2 separate regions of the Homo sapiens genome follow, and region 2 is linked to region 1. A link is a loop called in an ENCODE intact Hi-C map of the cell type or tissue named here. Cell type or tissue: heart left ventricle. All regions are shown on one strand.

The links. Peaks named below come from ENCODE experiments on the same cell type or tissue, not always from the same donor. Only the 100,000 strongest peaks of a DNase experiment are listed, where the experiment ranks them.
Region 2: a loop joins it to region 1, with 5 times the contacts of the local background. A loop is called at or near these places in 16 of 110 quality-filtered maps.

What each region holds. Positions count from the first base shown.
Region 1 is chrX:31,657,096-31,659,595 of GRCh38, forward strand. DMD (dystrophin) reads right to left here. Exons shown (of 79, transcript NM_004006.3): 54 at 895-1,049. Among named protein-coding and RNA genes, the nearest start is that of FTHL17, 590 kb to the left of the region's middle. In heart left ventricle, a CTCF peak has its summit at 1,475 (motif pointing left); no DNase peak of the experiment used is centred here.
Region 2 is chrX:31,271,089-31,273,588 of GRCh38, forward strand. The region is part of intron 62 of DMD (dystrophin); the gene reads right to left. Among named protein-coding and RNA genes, the nearest start is that of FTHL17, 200 kb to the left of the region's middle. In heart left ventricle, no CTCF peak of the experiment used is centred here; no DNase peak of the experiment used is centred here; H3K27ac peaks cover 848 bases.

The DNA.
Region 1 (2,500 bases):
ATCACCGAGCTTATTTTTTCAGTAATTGATGTCATATTTTGGAACTCAATTATTTTTCACCGTGGTCTTCCTCATATTGTACAGGTGCTATTTTTTCAGCTTGCACAAGGTAATTGTACATTCTGCAAAGGGAGTCATCATTCAAAAAACATTTACTAGCTCCCTATTATATCACGTGGTTCAGGACCTGGGGATGTATCAAATGAGAAAGACAAAATCTCTGCCCTCATGGCATTTAGATTAATTTAAAGGACAAATATTTAACAATTAGTTACATAATTTATATTTTTATTTATGATTGGAATAAATGCTAGTGAAAAAAGCACTAGAGATCAAGAGAGGTATAATAAGGATACAAGGCTTAGTTTGAGGAGATACTGTCTATAAGCGCTGTTAATTTCCATTCATATATAATGGGAAATGAAGTGACGAGTCATATTGCCCTCCACAAATTTTCCCATTGGGTGTGTGGAGTGAGATACTAGGATGAGACCATGTACAGCTATAACTCTATCATGAATCCCAAAGTGACTTATTTATCAGATAACAGGTAAGGCAGTGTGCGCCATGATGAGATAGAAAGATATTCCTTTGGATAGAGTTATCAAAGTAGACTGATAAATGGCTCTTCTAGCTATAAATCAGTATTTTGCTTTTTGTTTAATCTCTTGGTTATGTCACTACTTTTGTGACAGCGGGCAAATGAGATCTTATGTTCCTCGTTTTTAAAATAGAAGTCTGAGCCAAGTCCGTGAGTTTAGTTGGTATTTATCGTCTTGAACCCTCCCAAGCTCCAGTTTAGCTGGATTGGAAAAACAAATCCTCATGGTCCATCCAGTTTCACCACCCCATTATTACAGCCAACAGTAGTTTTAGAAATAATGTAATTCATACCTTTTATGAATGCTTCTCCAAGAGGCATTGATATTCTCTGTTATCATGTGGACTTTTCTGGTATCATCTGCAGAATAATCCCGGAGAAGTTTCAGGGCCAAGTCATTTGCCACATCTACATTTGTCTGCCACTGGCGGAGGTCTTTGGCCAACTGCTATAGATTTTTATGAGAAAGAGAATGAATGTCAGTTTTTTTTATGAAATCTCTAGTTGGAGTGTCTTAAAATACTTCGTAAACAGCTTCTGAATCCTCAGGTCAGAATACATATATTAGATTGCTTTTAACCTACCATATGATTTAGTCAATCATGACAGTATAAGGTAACCCACCTTTCAGGACAAACTTTTCAAATGCAGCATCTTGAGCAATAACCAGTATCAAGTATTTCAACTTAGTAGCAATTAATTGGCAATAAAGTGGGCTTAATTGTTTTTATCACAAGAGAAAAAAACTACAAAAATAAGCTCATATATAATTGTTGAATATGTGACATATAACAACATTTGAACGAAAAAAACCTCATACATTTCTTTCCCTCTTCATTAACTTGTTGAATTGTTTATGTAATTAGTGCCATCTACTGGCGTTCAACTAAACCTGCATACAGAAAATATTGAACAACAAAAGAATAGTACTGTTATTCTAGTCACGAATTTTTTGAAGGATCAAAATACTTTTAGAATACCTTACTTTAAAATTAGAAAAAAAGTCAAAATATAAGAATCTTACTAAACCAAATCACCTACATTTTCTTCGTTGTTTGTCTTTGGCAATTCAGTGTTTTCAAACTTGCTATCTCATCACTTGAAACATATTTCAAAGAAAGAAGTCAATTAATGGTAGGTTTTATCTCGAAGCATATCAACCTGAAATTTCTATTAAACATTTCTGCAAGTGCAGAGAGGAGGCTTCTAAGCATTAAGATAATACTAATTGTTAAGATAGTTATATCAAATTCAATAGGATGGGTTAAGTCATTGATAAATGGACACAGGAATAGGAACAGGTAGTTCAAACAAGAGAAAGAGTGGGATGATTTTATTTAAAAAGAAAAAAGTTAACTTTCAAGTAATAAAAAATAGAGTATTAAATTGAAAAGGTACAATTGGACACCAATTAAATTAACAAAAAATAAAATCCAAAGCTGAAAAGACCAGTAAAACTAGCACATTCACGTATTACTGCTGGGGACCGTTATCTATTAGGACAATTTGGCAATAGATACCAAGTGACATACAAATGCTTATTCCCATTGACTCAATAATCTCACTTTTGGTACTTTATCCTGATAAAATCTTCAAAAGAAGATCAATATACTATATGACTTAAAATCTTCATTAACCAAAGCAGTAAAAAAATGAGAAACAGGCCGGGTGCGGTGGCTCATGCCTGTAATCCCAGCACTTAGGGAGGCCAAGGCGGGTGGATCACGAGGTCAGGAGTTCAAGACCAGTCTGGCCAAGATGGTGAAACACCGTCTCTACTAAAAATATAAAAATTAGCCGGGTGTGCTGGTAGGCTCCTGTAATCCCAGCTACTCGGGAGGCTGAGGCAGAGAATTGCTTGAACCCAGGAGATGGAAGTTGCAGTGAGCCAAGATCACG
Region 2 (2,500 bases), 390 kb before region 1:
TGATTCTAATATGCAGTGAAGGTTAAGGACCATTGTCCTTGAGTGACAACAAAGATTGGATGAGTAGCATTCTCCGAGCTAGGAATTTCAGGAGGAGGGGGCAGAAGAGGGTTAGGAAAGAGATGATGAATCCAGTCTTGAACATAATGAATTGGAGGTGGTGATGTAAAAGTGCAGGTATCCAAGAGACAGTTGGACATCTGAGTCTTGAGCTCAGAGGGAAGATGTCTGAATTGGAGCTATGGATTTGCAGTGTACTGTTGGAAGGGTCTTGGGTTCGAATGAGCCCATCTAGTGGAGGCTGTGAAGGGCCAACAGCTGAAACTAGGCTGTTCCTACCTTCCACAAACACATCTTTTTCCTTTCTGGGTTGCATGTGGTTTCAATGTTGGCCTGATGCTAGCTGTGTAAAAATGCAGAGTGGCATAGGAAAGGACAAAGACAAGGAATGGTTTGAACTGGGTACTTGCCTGGAGGGATGGTCCCGAGAGACTTCACCAACTCCTAGGGTTCAGCTTCTCTCTATCTATAGTGCGCCCTAAGTTTTAGTATAACCTGCATCACTTTATAAAAATTCATTTAGAGTATAGGTATCACTTCAATTAACTCGAATACATATTCTATAGTAAAATGTCAGCATTTGGGTATACAATAAAGACATAAGAATTCCATATTCCTCTTTGCATAGTACAAGTACTAACCATGAACAGTGACTCAGACATCTAACAAATGGGTTGGTGTATGGTGAATCATTGCTGGTTAGGGCAAATATTATAGCATACTAATTGAAATATATATATAACAATCCCCCTAGATCAATCTGAAACCAACATCTTCTGGATGTAAGAATATCCAGCCAGGTCACATTAACCAGCAAATGAAGAGGCCTCTAAGTTCAGACACAGAGCACTTCACACCCACACAAAAGCCTATTTTTCCAGGCCCTGTCTCTTTAGGGAGGCAGAGTAAGCCAGACTCAGGAAAGTTCTCTGTGAGCCAGCTGCCATCTAAACCAGAGATTTCACCAGACAGGTTCCAGATAAAGTCGAGCTCTGCTTCACTCTCACACAGTTTTCTTTTAATAAGATTTCTCAAAGCTTCACAGAGCCACCTATATCAAGCCGAACATCTAAAAAGATGTGAATTTTAGCATCTTCACTAAAATAAAGCCATACTTCATTAACCTCACAGGCCGACGGTTGCTTCATGGGAAAGAATTTGGAGTACCTATTAGCCTGCCAGCTATAGCGATAACCCATGTATATGACCCACACCACCTCCTGCTAAAAATGGATCACTGGTTAATGTGGTTCAAGTATATCTGACTACAGCATTCCTGGTCTACCTTAACAGCTCAAACTTGTAACTATTTGTCTGCCTTTCCCCACCGATTGTGCCAAATAAGCGGAATTTCAAAACTGGGCAGAAATTCTTACACTCTGCATAATCTCTCTTCCTCTTCAGCTACAAATAAGGCTTTGTATTCGATTAGACTCACAGCAGGTGAAAACCCCAATTAGTGAATTCATTCTGAGGCCTCTACCTTCCTCCCACACAACACATTTTTGTAAAAAAATCAGGGAAGTCTGCGTCTCTTCTCAAATCAGAAGTAAATTAACCCTTTGATCTACCCAAGCAAACTATTTACTGCATGAAGACTTTTCACTGCAAAATGGGAGGATGTTGAAAGATTCCTCCTTCTTGACTCCATAAGGGAGGTTACAGAAAATTCTATTTTATCAGACTTTATTGTTTTCTTCAAATCCATAAATACTCACATTTTCTGATCAATCTAGAAATTACAGTTTTTCTTTCTACCTGACACTCACAATGCTAATATTATCTAACAAAAGATTAATGGACAGTCTACTACAAGAGAGAATTAATTTTTAGTTATGTTCTTATTTTGGTGTATTTGAGGTGAGAAAAAAAATTAAATTTTAGTTTAAACAGTATGCTTTGGCCTTAGGAAAGGCACAGAGTCTATATTTCATACTTTGTAAATATTTATTTGTCAAAGAAAATTCATCATTGGACAAGGATAGATGTTTGGTTGAACATTAAAAAAAATCAACGCAGCTTTAGTTCTTAGAGTGATTTACTCATACTTTGTCAATTGCTTCTCTGGAAACAATTCACAACCTAGTTTTATTTATGAACATATGATTAAAAAACAGCAGCTTTGTCTTTTTTAATTGTTTTAGTCCTGTCACTTTTCTTGAAACAAGTCGTAGGACTTACCCACAAGAAAATACTGAGCATATATCAAGTAGTAATGCAGCTTTTAGAAGTAGTCATCTGTTACTGTCAGAGGTTCATTTCATTTTGAGTCTTTTTAATTAAAATGCAAAGTTCTACATACATGCCTGCCTAAATTACCCCTTTCTGAAATACTCAAATTTCAAAAAAAAATTTTAAATGCTAATGTAACCATTGTTAATACTCTAGACTTGCTTCTTGAGATTTGGAAAAAAGTAAACAAAGGAATTACCAGTCAATT